3 separate regions of the Homo sapiens genome follow, and all the other regions are linked to region 1. Evidence: chromatin loops called from intact Hi-C (ENCODE). Cell type or tissue: psoas muscle. All regions are shown on one strand.

What was found. Hi-C counts contacts between places; a loop is a spot of excess contacts. Peaks named below come from ENCODE experiments on the same cell type or tissue, not always from the same donor. Only the 100,000 strongest peaks of a DNase experiment are listed, where the experiment ranks them.
Region 2: it touches region 1 in a loop (2.4-fold over the local background); 5 of 110 quality-filtered maps call a loop at or near these places.
Region 3: it touches region 1 in a loop (3-fold over the local background); 6 of 110 quality-filtered maps call a loop at or near these places.

The regions. Positions count from the first base shown.
Region 1 is chr1:62,066,908-62,074,907 of GRCh38, forward strand. All of the region lies in intron 31 of PATJ (PATJ crumbs cell polarity complex component), which reads left to right. It also overlaps the pseudogene RN7SL180P. Among named protein-coding and RNA genes, the nearest start is that of MIR3116-1, 7.9 kb to the right of the region's middle. In psoas muscle, a CTCF peak has its summit at 3,684; no DNase peak of the experiment used is centred here; H3K4me3 peaks cover 1,179 bases; H3K27ac peaks cover 3,444 bases.
Region 2 is chr1:61,971,378-61,979,377 of GRCh38, forward strand. All of the region lies in intron 27 of PATJ (PATJ crumbs cell polarity complex component), which reads left to right. Among named protein-coding and RNA genes, the nearest start is that of MIR3116-1, 100 kb to the right of the region's middle. In psoas muscle, no CTCF peak of the experiment used is centred here; a DNase peak (open chromatin) is centred at 3,124; H3K4me3 peaks cover 3,005 bases; H3K27ac peaks cover 4,129 bases.
Region 3 is chr1:61,933,263-61,941,262 of GRCh38, forward strand. All of the region lies in intron 27 of PATJ (PATJ crumbs cell polarity complex component), which reads left to right. Among named protein-coding and RNA genes, the nearest start is that of MIR12132, 91 kb to the left of the region's middle. In psoas muscle, no CTCF peak of the experiment used is centred here; no DNase peak of the experiment used is centred here.

The sequences.
Region 1 (8,000 bases):
ATCAGTTGAATCATGAGTCACAAGTCCACGTGGGGTCAGTTTGAAAGATATCTCAAAGAACCAACCTTAGGTTCTACACTAGTGATGTTATCTACAATTGGGGAAATCAAAAATCTTGTGACCTCTAGCCATATGACCCCTGAGCAGCAAGGGATTATAGAAATTATGCCTCTCTTAGCAAAGAGTTCAGGCCCCTCTCATAATTCCTATTCTTTCTTTTTTTTTTTTTTTTTTTTTGAGATGGAGTCTCGCTGTGTCACCCAGGCTGGAGTGCAGTGGTGCAATCTTGGCTCACTGCAACCTCCACCTCCCAGGTTCAAGCAATTCTCCTGCCTCAGCCTCACGAGTAGCTGGGACTACAGGCACATGCCACCACGCCCGGCTAATTTTTTTGTATTTTTAGTAGAGACAGGGTTTCACCATGTTAGCCAGGATGGTCTCAATCTCCTGACCTTGTGATCCACCCACCTCAGCCTCCCAAAGTGCTGGGATTACAGATATGAGCCACCACGCCCAGCCCCGATAATCCTATTTTTGTGGCCTTTCATTACTCTTACAAAAGGAGCTTTTGATCCCTAAGCAAGAAAGGGGTTAGTTTTAGGTGGGGACTATTATCATCTTTGCTTTCAAGTTAAACTATCCACTAAATTCCTCCCAGAGTTACTATGGCCTACATGCAGGAATGATCAAGGACAGTGAGGTGGTCAAGAAGCTAGATCAAGTCAACTATGTCACATTTCTCTTACTGTCATAATTTTGCAAAGGCAGCTTCAGCTACAAAATGGAAGCCCAAGGACCAAAAGTAGTAGTAAACATTAGTGTTTGTTTGTTGTTTGTCTGATGGGCATATTTTAAGAATTGTTAAATTTGAATGCTTTTAGGCTGAACCACCATCTCTGTTTGTTTGTTTTGAGATGGGGTCTCACTCTATAACCCCAGCTGGAGTGCAGTGGCACGATCTCAGCTCACTGCAACTTCTGCCTCCCGGGCTCAAGCGATCCTCCTACCTCAGCCTCCTGAGTAGCTGGGACCACAGGTGTGCACCACCATGGCTGGCTAATTTTTGTATTTTTTGTAGAGATGGGGTTTCACCGTGTTCCCTAGGCCAGTCTCCTGAACTCAAGTGATCCACCCACCTCGGCCTTACACAGTGCTGGGATTACAGGCGTGAGCCACCGCGCCTGGCCTAATTTGTTGTCTTATACTCAGTTCACGTCATTCACCTTCAGTTGGCTCCCTTGCAGCCTGATGCCTGGATGCATCTGAGTTTGTTATCCTGGTGGATATTTTCTGGGAGAGATGGGCTCCACCCTGTTTCAATTAGGGATCTCTTTGTTGCAAGTGACAGAATCTCAATTTGACATTACTTAGACAAAAGGAGAAATTTACTCAAGGGCTAGAGGTTTGTTTGTTTGTTAGTTAGTTTGTTTGTTTTTCATATACTTGCAGGCAGCGTGTGGTTGACACTTAGCCTCAGAGGTGGTTGGAACCAGAGGCCTGCTGCTGCCAGGGTTCTCTCTGTTTATCTGACTTTCCTCCTGCAGATGTGCTTCTTCAGCCTGATGTGTGTATGGCTGCCCAAAGCTCCTAAGCCTCTCTGCCAGAAAAGAGCTGACTCTTCCCTTGGGTCTACTTTGGAAAATCCGTAGAATATTCTTGTGTGGTTCAAGTGTCCACCCTTGGACCAGTTACTGTGGCCAGAGAGACAGGGCATTTTGATTGTCCAGCTTTGGGACAGAGATCAACCAGCTTTGGGGATTGTCAGCTGGACATGTCACCCATCTGTTATATGGGATATTGCCAGTGTTGCCTTTTATGTCCACCCTTCAGAAGCTCCTTCACTTGATCACAGTAATTTTCCTGGCCCACAAAGCATTTTCTTTCAGAGCTCATAGTGCTGTGCTGAAGATTATAGCATCATGCTGCCAGAATGTGTCATATCAGTTTATTTCATGAAATGAGATGACCTTTCTACAACATTTCTTCATTCTTCTTTTTTAGGGGTCCCTTGCAAAGTAAACACATTAGAATGTCCCCAAACCTCAGTTTTGAAGGCATTAAGAGCTCCTTTTGTGTAATAATTGGGCAATTAGCAAATTATAAATTCATGTTTAAACACAAAATATGAAGGAAAGCGACCCAAGGTCACTGCCGTGGCTACTGCCATGATTTTTTTTCCCAACCCAAGTTTAAAATAAGCAGGCATGACTTGTTCTGACCTGATATTGGATCTAAAAACGGAATCACTATGTCATTGCTGGCTAAGAATCTTGCGTGTGTTGCTGGGAGGAGGTAAACAGTACTTTCCCTTTCCCTGAAGGTTTACTCAGTTAAGAGCAAGGGCTCTGCAGCAAGATGTGTCTGAGTTAAGTTCTGGCTTGGCAAATAATAATTTAGCCTCTCTGTGCCGCAGTTACCTCAGCTCTGCTGAGGTATATAATTATACCTCAATTATATTATAAGAGCAATAATTATAAGAGCAATAATTGTCCCTAATACACAGGTCTGTTGTGTACACCAACAAATGGGTAATATGCCTAGCTCAGTAACAGGCACATACTCAGGAGATTTTAGCTGTCATAATTTTCATCATCATCACGTACCAGCTCCATCCCTTGGCTCGGATGTTTAAGAGTAATCAATATAAGAAATGAGACAGTGCGTCAGACCAGATGCTTTTCAGAAATCCAGTTTTCTCATCTATTCCTTCTACATTTTTGAGGACAAGAAAAAAGGAAGGAAACTGACACTTCAGGCTCCTGCTACCCACCACACACCTTCACGCATCTACCATTCAGTTGTATTCATTTCTATGATTATTTCTTTAACATCTGTCTCACTAGGTCTGTAAATGTGCTCAGGGCAAGGGCTCCTCTGTTTTTCTTTTTGTTTGTGCTGGCATGTAGTAGGTGCTCAGTAAGCATGTATTGAATTCAACTTTGCTCACAACCCCTTATTCAGGTAGCAGTTATTGCATTCTTAATAAAAAAATGAAGGTTTCCAAACACTATTACTGCTAGTAAGTAGCAGAACAAGTCTGAACCCAGATTATCTGGCTGTTATTCCAGTGCCATTTCTTTTTTCTAAAAAGTTCAAATGATAAGGAAGAATAAAACCAAATTAGTACTTCTTCCATGTGATGTGCAAATTGGATTTTTAAACCTGTAGTTTGGGAAGTCAGGTCCTTTGTCCCACTGCTGGTTAATTGGGGTTGAAACCAAGGTCGAATTGCAGATCTACAATATCATTTTCAAACAGAGGCACTTACTTTTGCTCCTCCTAAGGCCATTTGATACACACTGGTAGGAGTAACACCAATAGTTTCTGTTTACGAGGCAGGTTAGAGTTTTTCCTCTAAAAATTCCCATGAGCCTTATTGACCTTTTCACGTCTTTTTTCTCTCTTTTCAAGTGTGATCCTTTAAAGTAAAGGCCACAGAGTCATCTTCACTGTGTGACCTTCCTTTCATGGCTGGTTCTCAAATCCACGTGGGTGCATTTAAGATTTAAGTTCCCGAACTTTGATTCACTCAGCACTAACACTTTATAAAGCCCATATTCTATTCTGCCATATGTTGAAGAAAGAAATAAGACAAAGTCGATCATATTAAGATATGGGAGACACATACATAAAAAGATACAATATAATCTTGCAAATAAGTGATAAAATTCATTGGTTCATCTTGTGGAAGGGGCACCACCCAGGGGCTAAGGGAAGAATTACAAGAGGAGGTAATTTTTTTAGTTCATTTTATATCATATCATCTGTTTAGAAGCAAAATTTATAAAGGGCAGGGGAGCAGTCCTAGGATCTTTCTCATAGAAGGGGAAAATTAAAGAGAATCTGAATGAGTGAGATAAGTCTGGCCCCCCAAAAATCAGTTAGAAAGTAGGCAGCTAAGTGTAGGCATGGTCATCCAGGAGACCTAGGCTCCAGTCTCAGGATAGTGCTTACTGGGGTTAAATCTTTCAGGTTGTAAACCAATGGGGAATTAAGGACATAGGATGAGATTGTAACTGAATCTAATAACAATGAACAGCTGGGCATAACTTGGTCACTATCTATTGTATTGTTATACATCGAATGGGAGCCTGGTGAAGAAAGGCTGTGTGAACATGCCTAGGAAAGAGACCCGAGGCAGGGGATGTCAGATTCAATTAAAAGCAAAAAACAAACAAACAAAAACCAGTTACAGAAAATACTGTGAGATACAAAGGTAAGTTAGTCTTACTTACTCTAAAAATTGCCTCCAGCATTTCCTACAGGAGAAAAGTGTCCTTTCTAGGTCGCTTCCAAGACTCTTAGCACCGTGGTTATGGGTGCATGTTCTGGGCTCTGCACTAGTCCCCTGTAGTGCATTTAGGAACATGGGGCTACCATAGCCCAATTCCATTTACTATCATCATTAGCATCTTTAGTAAATATTATTAATTGCCAGGTGTGTTGCTAAGGGTGCTCATGTATTACTTCATTTAATCTTTTCAGCATCCTGAAATTATAGCTACTTTTATTTTTTTCCATTTTATGGATGGGGAAATTAAGGCTTGAAGAGGGCAAATAACCTGTTCAGGTTTGTAGATCACTTTTTTTTTTTTTTTTTTTTGAGACAGAATCTTGCTCTGTCACCCAGGCTGGAGTGCAGTGGTGCAATCTCAGCTCACTGCAACCTCCGCCTCCCCAGGTAAAAGCAATTCTTCTGCCTCAGACTCCCGAGTAACTGGGATTACAGGCACCCAGCTAATTTTTGTATTTTTAGTACAGACGGGGTTTTGCCATATTGGCCAGGCTGGTCTCGAACTCCTGACCTCAGGTGATCCACCGCCCCCACCTTGGCCTCCCAAAGTGCTGGGATTACAGGCGTGAACCACTGCGCCCGGCCAGGTTTGCAGAACTCTTAAGTTGAAGAGCTAGGATCACAGACTCCTAACATTCCATTCATTATACAAGTTATCCCTACCTTCCAGATCAGCTTACCTACCTGCTGTCTGTGTACTACACCTCACCACCTGGGTGTCTCTCAGACGTTACCAAGAGACAGAGTAAACCCATGCTTTCTCCTATCCAAACCAGTCTCTCCTGTTCCCTGCTTTGTCCAAACCCAGTTGCAGGAATTTATGCCTTAAAGTAAACCATCGTATGATAATTTCCCCTGAAAATGTGCCTATTAAAAAAAAAATAGGATATGATGGGAGGCAGACATAAACATTCTGGTCAATTTATTGGTGTTATTATTTATTTCAGTTAATAAACTGCCCTTTCGCTATGCTTCACTTTCCACGTGTTTAGGCAGTTTGGATTCTCCCAAGTCTGGATTCTGCACTCCTCCGTGGGGTTTAGAGCTAACTTACCTTTATCCCCCAGTATTTTCTGTAGCCGTGGTTTTTTTTGTTTTTGTTTTTTTGTTTTTTAATTCTAATTGAATGTCTTAAGGGGAAAAAACTCTAGTTCAGGATTTGAGCCCTGAACAGATAGTTTTATAGGGATATTAGTGTAACGAAAAAGAAAAAACTCTGGCTGGAATGACCATCAAAGGATATCTGGCCGAGTGTGTTGTTGCTCGTGTAGTCCCAGCTACTCAGGAGGCTGAGACAGGAGGATCACTTGAGCCCAGAAGTTTGACGCTATAACGAGCTCTGCCAATTGGGTGTCCACACTAAGTTCGGTATCGATATGGTGACCTCCTGGGAGGAGGGACCACCAAGATGCCTAAAAAGGGGTGAACCAGCCCAGGTCAGAAACAGAGCAGGTGAAAACCCCTGTGCTGATTAGCAGTGAGATCATGCCTGTGAAGAACACACTGCGCTCCAGCAGCAACATAAAAAGACCCTGTCTTTTATTTAAAAAAAAAAAAAAAAAAGAAGAAAAAGAAAAAGAAAAGAAATCTGATAGGTCTAAGGCCTCACAGATCTGAAAGGGCTGAAAAAACATTTGGAAATGACAAGGCTGTGTTCATTTCTAAGAGTTAGTCCAGTGGGTGAATGAAACTTTTTTGCCCAGTGTTTTGGTCATTTTTGTAGTAGACTGAAGCCCAATTAAATGTACTAACTGCTGAAATTGGAAAGTGCGGTTGAGCCCTCCAATGCTGCTAATTGGTTGTGTCTTTTACATTTCAGGAAGACATGTCCCAGGTGATTGGTCAGGGCATGGTGGCAGATCAGCAGAAGGCACTGGAATACCCACCTGACAATGTACATAACTTGTACTTTAGGTTTTGCTCTTCTGGGGTTGCGTGCGTTATAGACCGGGTTCCAAAAGAAAAGGAGGTGATTGCAATGAGATCAGATCTTTTATTACTTGACAGGAGGTTGTGGAGTGTCATGCAACCTGAAATCAAGCCACAACTGTATCATTGATTCTGTGCAAGTTGATGCAAATATCTTGTGTTCACCTCTCTGTCCCAACCCCCTAAACAGATGCTTAAAAGGGCATCCCTGGCTGGGCATGGTGGCTCATGCTTGTAATCCCACCACTTTGGGAGGCCAAGGCAGGCAGATTGCTTGAGGTCAGGAGTTCCAGACCAGACTGGCCAACATAGCAAGTCTGCTAAAAATACAAAAATCTCTTCCAAAAATACAAAAATTAGCCAGATGTGGTGCATGCCTGTAGTCTCAGCTACTCAGGAGGCTGAGGCCTGAGAATCACTTGAACCTGGGAGGCAGAGGTTACAATGAGCCAAGATTGCACCACTGCGCTCCAGCCTGGGTGACAGAGTGAGACGCTGTCTTTAAATAAATAAATAAATAAATAAATAATAAAAGGGTATCCCTGAAAACACCCTTGCACTTAAATAAATTCTATCTAGCCAGGCACAGTGGTGCATACCTGTAGTCCCAGCTACTCAGGTAGCTGAGGCAGAAGGCTTGCTTGAGCCCAGGAATTCCAGACCAGCCTAAGCGATATACTGAGACTCCATCTCCAAAAAAATTTCTGAGAGCACCATGTCTTACACAATATTAGAAATAAAAATTACAAATGGAAGAATTTCTATAAAATAACTTCAGTGTTCCTTACATTTGAATTTCACTTCTCTTAAAGAACTATAAACTTTTATCACATTTTTATACTTTTGTTGCTGTTGAGCTTTTTCCTTGCTTTTTTTAACTCCAGATTTTCATATCTGTGTACTAATCTATGTTTTTATGTGTCTAAAATGTATACATTATTACTGTGTTAGCTATTTTTATATTTAAGAAACTATAGATTACTAGAGTTTACAGGAAATATATATTTCAAACATTGCCAAAGAAAATGCCTTTGAAAATTCTGTAAAATTATATGCTGAAAACCCAAATTAAAAAAAATAGTGGGGGGAGGGGGGAGGGATAGCATTAGGAGATATACCTAATGCTAAATGACAAGTTAATGGGTGCAGCACACCAACATGGCACATGTATACATATGTAACAAACCTGCACGTTGTGCACATGTACCCTAAAACTTAAAGTATAATAATAATAAAATTAAAAAAAAAATAGATACAGAATGAACCTTAAAAATAACCAAATTCAGTTCAACTGAAAACCTTTAAGCAATTTTTTTTTTAAGAGTCAGGGTCTTACTCTGTTACCCAGGCTGGAGTACAGTAGTGCAATCATAGCTCACTCTAACCTCAAACTCCTGGGCTCAAGCAGTCCTCGCACCTCAGCCTCCCAAAATGTTGGGATTATAGTTGTGAGCTACTGCATCTGGCCAATTATAATTTTTAAATTTAAAAGCAGGTTTTGCTTGAATGTGTTTGCAAATACATTAAGGTATTAATACTTTATATACTCCCGGCTGGGCACAGTGGCTCATGCCTGTAATCCCAGCACTTTGGGAGGCTGAAACGGGTGGATCACCTGAGGTCAGGAGTTCGAGACCAGCCTGGCCAACATGGCAAAACCTCATCTCTACTAAAAATACCAAAATTAGCCAGGCGTGGTGGCAGCTGCCTGTAATCCCATCTACTCAGGAGGCTGAGGCAGGAGAATCACTTGAACCCAGGAGGCGGAGGTTGCAGT
Region 2 (8,000 bases), 96 kb before region 1:
GGTGGCTCACATCTGTAGTCCCAGCACTTTGGGAGGCCAAGGCAGAAGGATCACTTAAACTCAGGGTCTCTACAAAAAATTTAAAAATTAGCCAGGCATGGTGGTGCATGCCTGTAGTCCCAGCTACTCAGGAGGCTGAGGTAAGAAGAGCACTTGAGCCTGTGAGGTCGAGGCTGCAATGAGCATGTTCATGCCACTGCACTCTAGCCTGAGTGACAGAGTGAGATCCTGTCTCAAAAAATAAAAGAAAAAAGAAAAAACAGCATAGACTGTGACATACTGTGGGGTGAAGCTGTTAAAAGAAATATTTGTTATTGTTTAGAATTATTTGGGTGGCCAGGCAAAGTGGCTCACTCCTGTAATCCCAACACTTTGGGAGGCCAAGGCAGAAGGATTGCATGATCCCAGGAGTTTGAGACCATCCTGGAAACATTGTGAGACCCTATCTCTTAAAAAAAAAAAAAATCCAGGTACAATGGTGGGTACCTGTAGTCCCATCTATTTGGGCGGCTGAAGCAAAAGGATCACTTGAACACGGGAGGTTGAGGCTGCAGTGAGCCATGACCATACCACTGCACTCCAACATGGGTGACAGAGTGAGACCTTATCTCAAAATAAATAAATAAATAAGTCTGAGCAAAAATAATTATGTTTAGATTGAATCTGTCTTATCTGAAATGCTTGGGACCAGAAGTGTTTCAGATTTTGGATTTTTTCAGATTTGGGAATGTTTATGTATACCTAATAAGCTATATGTGGGACCCAAACCTAAACATAAAATTCCTTTATGTTTTATATATGCCTTATACCCAGAGCCTGAGCATAATTTTATACAATATTTTAAATAAATTTGTGCATGAAACAAAGTTTTGACTGTGACCCGTCACGTGAGGTCAGGTGTGGCTTCATGCGACTGTGACTTCATGTTGGTGTACAAAAAGTTGCAGATTTTTGAGCATTTCTAATTTTGGATTTTCAGATTAGGAATGCTCAACTTGTATTAAACAATTTATAATATTGCTGATGTTCTTTCTCATAATACTATTTTTAAGGGATCTCATGGGATTTTCTGTTGTCTTCATTTAAAAGTTAAATGTTAAAACAATGCTATGTACTGTGTCGCTTTGTGGCTGTTTCTTAAACTCTCATAGCCTGTTTCCTCATTTGTAAAAGAAATGACAACAATAATTTTTAAAAGTAAGGTTATGTAATTAAAATTGGTTTGCGTGTTACTTTAAGACACTCTCTATAAGAAATAAGGAAGGGAAGTTTTGGCTGTGAGGGAGCAAACTTCTGGTACATATAACTACTAGGTGTGAGGCATTAAGTTAAATACTTTACATTCTTTAATTCTATGTTGTGCCATTCCTAGGGCAAGAAAAGTGATTACTTAAAAGAACCAGATGCACAGTTAATTAATTTTCAGGAGGTCAACAGGTACAGTGTGGCTTCAGGGGAATTTGCAAAATAGATCTTTTTGACTTCACCATGTACCTATTAGTGAAGCTCTTTCTGACTCTAAAGCTTGTATACTTTTTTTTCTGATAGGCTGTGGTTCAAAATACCCCAAAGACAGTGTTTTTAATAATGATGAAACATTTGGATTACCCAAAAAAGGTATTCTATCAGCTTAATCTTAGAATCTATTCTTAAAATTTAATTCCTAGGGGAAGTAAAAGTGTATTAATTAGAAATTTTTATTAATAAATAGCCTGTTTCTTGACCAATTCAGATAATGACAAATTTGCAAGCTTGTGTTTCTGTAATTTATTGACATATTATGCTGTACCCACTCTGGGCCAGAAACTCTGCCTACACGAGACAGAATTAGTTTCTTCTCTCATTGAGCTGACAAGAGAGTGGGGCTGCGAGCAATAAATGACTAAAGATGACACAACAAAATACCGTCCAATCTCAGCTGGAATTCTGCTTCTTCCCTGAAGCTTGTTCTGATGGTTATTGGAAATAATACGTATGTACAGGGCTCTGGGCACACAGCCTGATGGTTTCCTAAGCAGGTATGCAGAGAGAAGTTCCACGCTATCAGTCACTAAAGGAACCAGGTCAGTTTGGCAAATAACATGTTTTAACCCTTTTTCTGCATTCTACTACAGTTTCCTTTAATTACTGAAAACTACCATTATTTTTCCTTCTAGGAAATATAATTAAATATTAATGTTGTCAGTGCCACTGCTGATGACCACGATCTGATGTGGTGCGGAGCTCTTGTTGAGCATTATTGCATGACTGTGAGGTGACCAGGAAGCAAACTTAGCCCAACCCCAGCACATTTCTACTGCACTGTAACCATAGTGAGCTTGCAACTCACCACTTTCATAGTGATTAAAGGACTATGTCCTCCTGATAATTAAAATATACAACAAATGATTGTAGAGAGTGTTCCTAAAATTACATTTGGCTTTTCGCAATGCTGTTTTCAAAATTAAAGCATGTTTACTGTTTTAAGACTGAGTTAAAAATCTGAGGTAATAATCAGATCGTTTTTTATGAATCTCATATTCAGGCATTTCTAAGGACTATAAAGGCATTTTGAGCTGGGATAGGGACTTATCTTAGTGTTCTTAGTGTGCATAAGAATTTCATAAAGATCTTTTTTTTTTTCTTTTTTAAATGGTGACTCCTTGGCCCCATCCCCAGAGATTTCGACTTTGTAGATATGACATGGATCCCAGACACCAGCACTTCATACAGGACTACTTCTGGTGATCCTGGGACCACAGTGGGACATGCTGGTTTAGGCATAGTGGTACACTTCTGTAGAAAGGCTTCAAAGGACATGTCGAGCAAAACTGATACTGTGAGCCTGATAGTTTGAGCATGGGCGCCTATGTGACCACCAATTAGGATGGATAAACTTCCTTGTACTAAACTAATTTCATTTTATGTTTTAAGCCTAAAGGTGGTCATTGAACTTGAACTTTGTCATTGTAAATTGATCATTTGTCAACTAGGTCTTCTCCATTAGATAATTGCCTCAGAGATACCCCCATCTCTCTCTCTCTCTCTCTTTTTTTTTTTTTTTTTTTTTTTTTGAGATAGAGTTTCGCTCTTGTTGCCAAGGCTAGAGTGCAATGGCGCAATCTTGGCTCACTGCAACCTCCACCTCCCAGGTTCAAGCGATTCTCCTGACTCAGCATCCGCTAACAGTGAGCTGAGATCATGCCACTGTACTCCATCCAGGGTGACAGAATGAGACTCTGTCTCAAAAAACAAACAAACGGGCTTTCTGCTCCAAAAGCAAAGTGGTACTCTCAAGGCAGGAAGCCTGTACTTCTTTCCCTAAGCTAGCTTTGAAACAAAAAGTCACTTTCTTTATACTAAAAAATAATAATTTAAAAATAACTCATTCTCTATCTCCTAGAAAAATGAGGGTACTCAGTTACAAAACTGGCTTAATTCATGAGGAGTTTTGGATGATATTGTTTTGCCATTCACTTGTGATTAAGCTCTGTGACCTGTAGTGTCCTTGATTGTGAAGGTTCTGGACTAGTTTCCTTCCATCTCCAAACTAAGTGTGATTTCACTGTTGGTTGTTTTTTTGTTTTGTTTTGTTTTGTTTTGTTTTTGACAGAGTTTCATTCTGTTGCCCAGGCTGGAGTGCAGTGGCATAATCTTGGCTTTCTGTGACCTTGACCTCTTGGGTTCAGGCAATCCTCCCACTTCAGCCTCCTGAGTAGCTGGGACTATAGGCATGAGCCACCACACCTGGCTAATGTTCTTTTATTTTTTGTAAAGATGGGGGTCTCACTATGTTTCCCAGCTGGTCTCGATCTCCTGGGCTCAAGCATTCTTCCTGCCTCAGCCTTCCAAAGTGCTGGAATTACAGGCATGAGCCACCATGCCCAGACCCAAATTAAGTGTGATTCTTAAGAGTTTAGGTACTGATTGCCAAAGTTGAATCCTTCTTTGTCTCCTGTTATGTGATTGAAAGATCTCAAATCATATTTGGAACTCTTTATGCTTTTGATAGTACCTAATTCAATCTTTACTTCCTTTGTTTTCACCCTTATATCTCTAGCAAATAGCATAGTGCCTAGCCCAGAGCCAGTATTCAGAATTTTTTTTTAATAGATAAATGGAGTAAAGTCAGCTATTCCTTTTTTCTCCAGCTCTTTGAGTTCTTTTTAATCTCTTCCAGTTGATGCCCTTAATCCGGTGTACATCCATTCCTATAATTGCTGGATACATGGTAATATCCTCCTAAATGGTCAGCTTTCCTATTCTTGGCCTGTCAGCCCTCCTTCCCACTGTCGAGTGGTAATTCATCTCCAAACACTGTTCAAAGCATTTCAGTATCTCTGCCTCGTCCAGGTGTTTAGAACCTCTGTCCACTTGGTCCTAGCAGGAGTTTCAGGCTTATCGTCTCCTTCATTCCTGAGCTCCAAGCCACATTCGGCTGCAGCTGTCTGTGGATACCATACATCAGCCCAAAGTAAATTCTCACCTGCTTGTGTTTCACTCCATGCCTCTAAGGATCAGATAACAGCTTCCTTGTTAGCCTTCAGCTTCCTTTACTTTGGACTTCTAAACAGTTCAAAAGCCTGTTGGCTTTCAAATTATTTTCTATTACCACATGCTAATTTTGCCTCTAATTTTTTCTCCACCAGTCTACTTTTATAGTCATGCTTGGTCTTCCTGTCTCTTTGTCCCCTCTTCAAGTCATCCTGTGTGTGCTGCAGCCATGCTTCCTAAGGCTCAGCTCTGGGGATTGCCTATACGTGTTCCATGTCTCGCCTTAAATTGTCGATTCCAAAAGGGCTGAGGAAGGTTTTAGGCTTTCCTTCTGCTACTCTAGCAGAAGTGAACATAACGTGCTTCTTTATTTTCTTTGTGTTGATGGGTAAACACACAGGATTTGAAGTGAGACAGACCCAAACCTGAAACCCAAATCTTACCAATTACTTACTTTGAGTTTAGGCAAGTTCCATAACCTCCACTGGCCTCAGCTTCATTATCTGTAAGATGGGATGGTTATACTTATAGCATTGTTGTGAGGGGTTTTTTTGTTTGTTTGTTTGTTTTATTGAGATGGAGTCTTGCTCTTGTTGCCCAGGCTGGAGTGCAATGGCACAATCTCGGCTCACTGCAACCTCTGCCTCTTGGTTTTAAGTGATTCTCCTGCCTCAGCCTCCCAAGTAGATGGGATTACAGGCACCCACCCATCATGCCTGGCTAATTTTTATATTTTTAGTAGACATGGGGTGTCTCCATCTTGGCCAGGCTGGTCTCGAGCTTCTGACCTCAGGTAATCCACCCACCTCAGCCTCCCAAAGTGCTGGGATTACAGGCATGCGCCAGTGTGCCCGGACTTGTTTTGTTTTTTTAGTTGTGAAAATTTTCAAACATTTACCAACATAAAGAGAATAGTCAGCAAATTCTCCCATATGTTCTCCCAGGTTCAGTAATTACCAAGATTTTACTATACTCGTTTCACCTATTCCTTATATTTTCTTTTATTTTTCTTTACTGAAATATTTTCAAATTATCCCCAGACATTATGTCATTTTATTCATACACATGCATCTCTTAAACATATAACTATAATACCATTAATTTTCCTAACATCATAATTTTTTGGTTTTTCTAATATATAGTCTGTAATTAAATTTATTGTCTCAAAAAATATTCTTACAATTGGCTTGTTCAAATCAGATTCAAACAAGGTCCTCACATGATAGTATTTTTTGTTTGTTTGCTTGTTTTTTTAGAGATGGGGTCTCACTCTGTTGCTCGGGCTGGAGTGTAGTGGCGTGATCATGGCTTACTATATCCTCCACCTCCCAGGCTCAAGGGATTCTCCAACCTCAGCCACCCGCGGAGCTGGGATTACAGGCGTGTGCCACCACACCCAGCTAATTTTTTTGTATTTGTAGTAGAGATGGGGCTTTGCCATGTTGGCCAGGCTGATCTCGAACTCCTAGCCTCAAGTAATTGGCCCACCTCAGCCTCCCAAAGTACTGGGATTACAGGCGTGAGCCACTGTGCCCAGCCCAAACTGGAAATTTTTTGGATTAGTGGGTAGGTGATAAGAAATAAGGTGGAAGGTTTAAAAGGTTAATTCATCTTTCCCAGTGTAAGAAAAAGGAAATAATAGTAGAATTTTAAAAAGAAGATTAAAAAGGTTAATTGATAGGTTGTTTACAGCAATGATATTCCAATTTAGGTGTTTTGTAGACGCGTCCTAGAGTCCCCCCAGGGATGAGGGGTTGAGTGGGGGGCTCCATTTAAGACTTTTTCTCCCAGATTCAACCACAACACTGATTACAGGTATGATCCACTGTGCCGGCTGGCATTACAGTATTTTACATCTCTTTTTAAAAAAGAAATTTATTAGCTGGGTGCTGTGGTGAACACCTGTAGTCCCACAGCTATGCAGGAGGCTGAGGCAGGAGGATCCCTGCGGCCAGGAGTTTGAGGCTTAGTACACTATGATGGGGCCTCTGTGAATAGCCACTGTACTCTAGCCTGGGCAACATAGTAAGACTCAAAAAAAAAAAAAAACTTAAAAAAATTTTTTTAATAAAAATAAGTTGATTGAAATACATACAAACAGAAAACTATACTATAGTTTGCTGTATTTTCACAAAGAACATATTCCCATGTAACCACCATCCAGGTAATGAAATAAAACATTACTAATACCCAGAAGTCACTTTGTGCCTCCTCTGATTGACTATTTCTTCTCTCTTCTCTGAAAGTCATCATTTTCTTATTTTCTCTATTTGTTTATGGTTGATGTTGTTCATCTCTTACAGGAAGAGACATTTTCTCTACTTGTTTGGACTTTCATCTTCATATCTTCCTTCCTTCCTTCCTTCCTTCCTTCCTCCCTCCCTCCCTCCCTCCCTCCTTCCTTCCTTTATTCTTTCTTCTTTCTTTTTTTTGACAGAGTTTTTCGCTCTTGTTGCCTAGGCTGGAGTGCAATGGTGCGATCTTGGCTCACTGCAACCTCTGTCTCCTAGGTTCAAGCGATTCTTCTGCCTCAGCCTTCCGAGTAGCTGGGATTAAAGGCATGTGCTACCATGCCCAGCTAATTTTGTATTTTTAGTAGAGAGGGGGTTGCTCCGTGTTGGTCAGGCTGGTCTCGAACTCCCAACCTCAGGTGATCTGCCCGCCTCGGCCTCCCAAAGTGCTGGGATTACAGGCATGAGCCACTGCGCCCAGCCTGTGCTGTTTCTTCTGATAAGTTACAGTTTCTTTTATATATTTTTACCTCTTAAATCTAAAAGTACTAACTCAGAGAATTAGAAGTTGGTTAGTGCATAAGAAAAATTAGATTGAGATGTTTATTATACCTGATTTTTTTTAAGTGGAATTGTTATATTTGATGTATAGAAGAGTGTTTTTAAATGTTTTCTCTGTATTATATTATTCTTTGTTATTTGGAAACAGACCAGATAACTAAATGTTTCTGAAATTGTATTGAGTCATTATTCCAGTGTGTTGAACATTTGCTATTAAAATACTGGGCAGTGACTTGAATTAAGTTTCTTTCTTGGGAGAAAGGCTCTGTTACTTAGCAACACCTAATATCCTATGATGATAGGAAAACATACTGTGACAATGGAGAAATGTTATTGACTTTCTTGAACAAGAAAAAGGCATTGATGCTTTGATAGAGAATTATGAGCAACTTGGGATTCCTTTCTTCAGATAACATTGTCCTGGGGCTAGACAATCCATGTTTAAAACAAGCATGAGTGTTCAGCTGCATCAAGAGACTGTTCTCTCTCCAATTATTCTAGTCTGATGTTCATTCAGGGATACTGGAATAAAGCCTGGTGCCAAAAGAAGTAGTTTACTTATCTACTCATCTCTGATTTTTATTTAGAAATGGGAGGGCATCTAGGTTATTTGAAAAAAGAACTACAGCCACTTGACTGACACACTGTGTAAGTGGAGGGGAAGAGAAATATCTTTCCTTCCCATCTTAGGTTAATGGCTGAGGCCTTTATAACAACAAAAGACAGATTAGGCCA
Region 3 (8,000 bases), 130 kb before region 1:
GGAATTAAAATCAGACGCCTGTAATCCCAGCACTTTGGGAGGCTGAGGCAGGCGAATTACAAGGTCAGGAGTGCACGACCAGCCTGGCCAACATGGTGAAACCCCGTCTCTACTAAAAATACAAAAAATTAGCTGGGCGTAGTGGCGGGCTCCTTGTAATCCTAGCTACTTGGGAGGCTGAGGCAGAAGAATCGCTTGAACTTGAGAGGCAGAGGTTGCAGTGAGCCGAGATCGTGCCACTGCACTCCACCCTGGCGACAGAGTGAGACTCCATCTCAAAAAAAAAAAAAAAAGGAAAAAAAGAATTCAAGATCACTGAGAGCATAAAGAGATCACTCAGTTGACTGTTATGTGGTGACTTGAAAGTCTTCTTTTCTAACTTTAATCCTTCTTTGATCTTATGACCCAAATTTTTAGTAGGCTGTTAAGAAGATGCCATGTCTTTTTTCCACTAGCACTTTCAATTTTCTAACCAAAATAAAATGTTATGTCTTCTCCAAGGCTGACCTTTTACCTTCTAGTCTCAGTTTTGGCTCAAGCCATTACCAGCACTCCCATCCCCCAACCCTAAAATGAAACTTCTCTTCTGTTTGTTATTTCTCTTCCTGACAATGGATCAACAAACATACATGAATCTTTATTCCCAGTCTCTTTCGCATTCGTAGTTGTTCCTTTACATTTTTTTTTTTTCGAGATGGAGTCTTGCTCTGTCGCCCAGGCTGGAGTGCAGTGGTGCAATCTCGGCTCACTGCAACCTCTGCCTCCCGGGTTCAAGCAATTCTCCTGCCTCAGCCTCCTCAGTAGCTGGGATTACAGGTGCATGCCACTGCGCCCCGCTAATTTTTGTATTTTGTTGTTGTTGTTATTGTTGTTGAGATGGAGTTTCGCTCTTGTTGCCCAGGCTAGAGTGCAGTGGCACGATCTCGGCTCACCGCAACCTCTGCCTCCCGGGTTCAAGTGATTCTCCTGCCTCAGCCTCCCAAGTAGCTGGGATTACAGGCATGCGCCACCACGCCCGGCTAATTTTGTATTTTTAGTAGAGATGGGGTTTCATCATGTTGGCCAGGCTGGTCTTGAACTCCCGACCTCAGGTGATCCGCCTGCTTTGGCCTCCCAGAGTGCTGGGATTACAGGTGTGAGCCACCATGCCCAGCCCTTTACATTTTTATCACCACAGTTTTAGTAATTACACGGTAATAATCACAGTCTCTTGAGTACCTGCTATGTGCCATACATTCTCCCCAACTCTTTGAATGCATTCTCATTGGATATACAGAAGAGCCTTTGAAGAAGGTATTATACCTTCTGTTGATTTCAGCTTAGTGTCACCTCCTTTGGAAAAGCTTGCCTGACTCCTTAGTTCAGTATAGATTCCTGCATTTTTCCTTTATAGCAGTTAACAAAATATCATTTTAATGTACTTACTAGATTAATATCTGTCTTCCCCACTTAACACTCTAAGTTCCATGAGGCTAATGACCCTCTCTGTTTTGGCCTGGGACGTTATACAAACCTAGTATTTGGCCGAATTAATGGCAGAGGGTATATGCCTCGGATAGTCAACAGTGGGGATGTGATGAAAATGCAGGTTTGCTCGTGGTGCTTCGGAGATACTCTTTCTGCCGAACCGCACCATCCACCTAGTTTCGGAGCATTCTGTGCAGAACAGCTTGACTTCTCTTTCCCCACATGCCATTTCCTACCTTATCTAAAAGCTTCAGTCTCCTGAGAGAGAAGCGTCTATCCCCAGAAATCCCTGCTTTGATCACTTTGATCCCAGAGGTTAAATGCTTTTACAACAGCCAGGTCTTTCTAACCTGCAAGCATTCATTCTTTCAGCGACATTTTTCAACTATGGGGAGCAGAAGGCTTTGGAATGACTTTTTGTAACATGTAAGAGAGTAGTCATAAAGAAACAATGAGAACCACATTATAGACATGTCTCTGTCTATGCAGATAAGGTCCTAGAAACTCAGTATAATTGACTTGTTTGCTGCCACTGGCTTTTAAGGACCTAGCAGAGATATGAATGGAACCCCACACTGTAGGAATCCTAAAGCCCTTCCTTTATACTTTAATTTCAGAAAAGCACGCTGTCATAGGTATTTTGTTTTTCTACCCTAATTTTGTTTTTCCACCCTAATTTTGTTTTTCCCAGAAAAGACCTGGTCATCTTATATCATAATGGAATGTTTGGTATAAAGAGTATATTTGGATTATGAAGCATAATTATAAAATTAACCTGTGTGGCCAGGCGTAGTGGCTCATTCCTCTAATCCCAGCACTTTGGGAGGCCAAGGCGAGTGGGTTGCTTGAACCCAGGAATTCCAGACTGGCCTGGCCAACATAATAAGACCCTGTCTACAAAAAACAAAAGAATTAACTGGGTGTGTTGGTGCATGCCTATGATCCTAGCTACTCAGGAGGCTGGGGCAGGAGGATCAGTTGAACCTGGGAGGTCAAGGTTACAGTGAGCCATGATTGTGCCACTATACTCCAGCCTGGGCAACAGAGTGAGACCCTGTCTGAAAAAAAAAAAATTAACCTGTGTACTGCCCGATGCAAATAAAAACTTAGATTACCAATTCCTTGCATCTTCATGTTTTACTTTAATTCTTATTGTTTTATTTCAATTATTTTAAGAACAGGATACTAGCTAAGTCCTTGTGAAATGTGGTTTATTATCAATTCTGTTACTCAGAGTCACAGTCTTTTTTAAGCTTAGAAGGGATAACTTTAAAAAAAATAACAACTTTATTGAGATATAATTCACATACCATATAATTCACCTTCTTAAAATGCATAATTCAGTGGCTATCAATTCAGTATATTCAGAATTGTTCAACTGTCACCACTATTAATTTTAGAACATTTAGGACATTTTCATCACACTTCCCCCCAAATCCCTACTCATTAGCAGTCACTCCACTTCATATTTATTTAAAATTCATTTCACATATAAAATATATATACATATATATTTTAATTTTTTAAAAAGTAATTCTTATGTGTTCCCATGGAGTGGAGTAGGAAACCTATCCCAAACCTCTCCCCTTCTTGCAAAAAATATTCTATATTCAAGTTTAGGAGAAAACAGAATACTTGCTAGCCCCACTGTCCTCAAGAACCTAGCAATGCATTAAGCTCACCTCCTCTCCTCTTCCAAGACCAAAAAAAAAAAAAAAAAAAGCCGGAAAGGAAGAGAACAAATTAAATTATTATTTACAGATGGTCATATAATTGTCAGTCTCAAAAATTCAAAACCTACAGAGTATTTTGGCTATAATAAGTAAGGCTATATATGAATTGTACTTCTATTTTTTTTGAGACAGGGTCTCTCGCTCTGTCACCCAGGCTGGAGTGCAGTGGCGTGATCTCGGCTCACTGTAACCTCCGCCTCCAGGGTTCAAGCGATTCTCGTGCCTCAGCCACCCAAGTAGCTGGGATTACAGGCACACACCACCACACCCAGCTAATTTTTGTATTTTTAGTAGAGATGGGGTTTCACCATGTTGACCAGGCTGGTCTCAAACTCCTGAGCTCAAGTGATCTGCCCACGTCGGCCTCCTTTCAAAGTGATGGGATTACAGGTAGCATGAGACCCCACGCCTGGCCGAATGATACATCTTTTTAAATCTTCTTATCAGTATTATCTACTTAGGAAATGTGATATAAATTTCCTAATAGCAATAACTGTAAAAAATAGGAAATATCCAGGAACAATGCAATTCGGAACATAAAAGTCATGGCAATGACTCATAGCTTCGAGTCGTTTATTCAGTGCCACTGCAATGAAAGCTATAAACCTACTCCCCAGAAAAATGTATGCAAATACACAGAAACACTGTCACCCATGTGCATGGGTGCACACACATATACACACAACATTTTATGTAACATTTTTTCAGCTTTGTGGGAGTCTTGAAGCCCATTTAAGAATTCAAGGACCACTGGTTAACAATCCCCATAGTTTCTTTCTTTTTTCGTTTTGAGACAGTTTCGTTCTGTCACCCAGGCTAGAGTGCAGTGGCATGATCCTGGCTCACTGCAACCTTGACCTCCTGAGCTCAAGCAATCTTCCCGCCTCAGCCTCCTGAGTAGCTGGGACTACAATATAGTTTCTTTCTTATAGAAAATTAGGAAACTTTATTAAAGATTTTGGGAAAAATATAGAGTGCCATACTATTTTCCTGATTGGAAAACTAAGTGTATTACAGATTTCAGTTATTTCTAAATCCATCTGTAAATTTAAGGTAATTTAAATCCATCTGCTTGCTAGGTGGAATAGTCTTTAAAAAAAATACAAGCACTTGATTGAAAATTGACTTAGAGATAAAATACTAGGCAGTTTTGGAAAAGAAAGATAATGACGAGGGACTTTCTTCTTCTTTTTTTTTTTTTTTTTGAGACGGAGCGTTGCTCTTGTTGCCCAGGCTGGAGCGCAATGGCACGATCTCAGCTCACCACAACCTCCGCCTCCTGAATTCAAGTGATTCTCCTGCCTCAGCCTCCCAAGTAGCTGAGATTACAGGCATGCGCCACCACACCTGGCTAATTTTGTGTTTTTAGTAGCGATAGGGTTTCCCCATGTTGGTCAGGCTGGTCTCAAACTCCCAACCTCAGATGATCCACCTGCCTCGGCCTCCCAGAGTGCTGGGATTGCAGGCATGAGCCACCACGCCTGGCCTAGGGACTTGCCTTTTTTTGTATCTGAATCTCTTCTAAACTGGTGCTTTTCAAACTCAGTCTGGAGCTTTTAGACATGAATGTGAGTGTTTTCTCCATCTTGGTACTGTTGCTGTCTTGAGAGAATAATTCTTTGTTTTGGGGCAGTCCTTTGCATTGTAGGATGTTTAACAGCATCCCAGGCCTTTTCCCACTAGATGCTGATAGTACCCTCCCACTCACCACAGTTATAACAACCAAAAACGTTTCTGCACCTTGCCAAGTGGCCCCTGGTCTAAGTGGATGGGGGATTCTACTGTCATTGATTGGTTGGGGTATCAAGGTATGGTCCCTTACAAGGAAGAATTATTTTGTCCAGAGTGCTAGTATTGTAACAGCATTCTTGATTATAAACATTGTTTAAAGTTGCAGTAGTAGAGAGGGTGGGGTGTTTAAAAAAAAAACAAGAAACAAAACAAAACAAAACAGCTATCTATCTGGTATTATGCTTACTACCTGGATGACAGGGATCTATATGCCAAACCTCAGCATCATGTAATATTTTCATGTAACCAATCTGCACATGTACCCCCTGTATCTAAAATAAAAGTTGAAATAAAAAAACAAACTAACAGTAATAGGCTGTGTGTGGTGGCTCACACCTGTAATTCTAGCACTTTGGGAAGCTGAGGCAGGAGGATCACTTGTGCCCAGGAGTCTGAGACCAGCCTGGACAACATAGTGAGACCTCATCTCTGTTAAAAATAAATAAATAAATAATTTTTTAACTGCAGGAATAAAATCAGTTCAATATTTGCATTAAAATTGGTGTAGAAATAGTCCCAGGTGTTTATTTAGAATTTAGAGCATAAAAAAATTTTTTTTTCTAAATAGTAGAAATAAGATAGATGATTCAATAAATGATCGACTGTGTACTCATTTGGGGATAAAATGTGGAGATCTTCTCAAGAAAATTACAAATTGATTTAAAAAGAATCATGTAATTCTTGGTGAAACACCGTCTCTACTAAATATACAAAAAAAAATTAGCCAGGCGTGGTGGCGGGCGCTTGTAGTCCCAGCTACTTGGGAGGCTGAGGCAGGAGAATCGCTTGAACCCAGGAGGCGGAGGTTGTAGTGAGCCAAGATCGTTCCACTGCACTCCAGCCTGGGCGACAGAGCGAGACTCCATCTCAAAAAAAAAAAAAAAAAAAAAAAAAATTCATGTAATTCTAAAAACTGAAATCATAGAAATACTACAAAAAGTCTATATAAGGTATTTTTAAAATATAACCTTGGTACAGAGAAAAGCCTTTCAAATTATTATTACCAAAACAATAACGGACAATGATCATGTGTTTTCTTACATAAAAATTAAAAACTTTGCATTCACACACACACACACACACACACACACAGTCAGAAGAAAGACACACACACACACACATATATATACAGTCAGAGGACAATAGAAAAACAAGCAAAGATCAGGCAGTATTTAACAAAATAAGTTATATTTGGGTAACAAGTACAAAATATCTGTGTTCAGCCTCACTAATAATAAGTGTAACTATAAAAATCAGGTTTTTTTTGCCTATCAGAGTACTTAATATTTTAACAATATTAATCATCATTGTTAGAGTGGTTGTAGAAAAACAGGAGTTGTTATATACTGTTGGTAGGAATAGGAATCATTTTACCTCTTTTTGAGCACCCGTTTGGCAGCATGTATAAAAAGTTTCTATGTGCTTTTTTTTTTTTTTTTTTTTTTTTTTGAGACGTTGTCGCCCATGCTGGACTGCAGTGGTGTGATCTCGGCTCACTGCAACCTCCGCCTCCCAGTTCAAGTGTTTCTCCTGCCTCAGCCTCCCGAATAGCTGGGATTACAGACACCCACCACCATGCCTGACTAATTTTTATATTTTTAGTAGAGACATGGTTCCACCATGTTGGCCAAGCTGGTCTCAAACTCCTGACCTCAGGTGATCCGCCCGCCTCGGCCTTCCAAAGTGCTGGGATTACAGGTGTGAGCCACCGCGCCCGGCCTATATATGCTTATTCTTTGACAGAATAATTCAGCTTCATATCCTAAGGGAGTCATTGTCCATGTAAATATATGTGTATTTAGATATATATCTCTACAAAGATGTTTACTTCAGCATTTTTTACTAATAGCAATTGTAGTAATATATATTTATGTATTTAATACATCATTTACTTTGACTAAGCCACTTAGCCTCTAAATTTTTGTAGGCATTTGAGCTGGAGCAAGTCGCATCTATTTCCTTTAGTTTCCTCATTTTAAGATTGGGAATATGATAACAATAATACCCTTTTCACAGTGTTATTATGAGAGATTAGAAGATATGCATTTATATAAGAAGTGGCACATGGGAAGTGCTCCAGAAATGCTAGCAGAAGTGCTAGCTACTGCTTTTTATTATTATCAGTAGTAATATAAAATTCTTCAATGTGTGCCACATATTGCCATTAGAAAATGAAATTCTAGCCGGGCGCAGTGGTTCACGCCAGTAATCCCAGCACTTTGGGAGGCCGAGATGGGCGGATCACGAGGTCAAGAGATTGAGACCATCCTGGTCAACGTGGTGAAACTCCATTTCTACTAAAAATACAAAAAATCAGCTGGGTGTGGTGGCACGCACCTGTAGTCCCAGCTACTCGGGAGGCTGAGGCTGGAGGATCACTTGAACCCGGGAGGTGGAGGTTGCAGTGACCTGAGATCATGCCATTGCACTCCAGCCTGGCAACAGAGCAAGACTCCATCTCAAAAAACAAAAAAAAAAAAAGAGAAAAAGAAAAGAAAAAGAAATTCTAGCATAAGAGTATGTTAACCTTTTATCTAAAATTATTATTTAATTTATTTAAATTTTGGAAGTCAGTTTTTTTAAGTTTAGCAAGATTGAATAGGACCGGTACTTTATTAACACTGTTTACTGCTGGATTCTCTCTGCTCACCTTTGCATCTTCACAGTATTACATTTTCACTTTCAACTGAGATCACTAGGAGAGAAAGGCATTTTGGAGTACTTCACTTTTCTCTAATACTTTTTCTCTTCTTACTCTTTATTTTCCCTGGATCAAAGGTGGATATGCCATAGAAGCAATTGTATATAATATGAATTGGCATATTTCCTATGGAATTTTGATGCTGTAGGGTTGACATTTTACTTTAACTTCATTTCTCCCTACGTAGGAAGAATACACAGGAAAATTTTTTGAGAAAAGTTAATGGTTCAGATGGAATCTAAAAACTAAAAATAATAGCTTTTAAAGTTTACTTTGTTTAATGTGAGTGCTAGTTTGCCAAACATTCC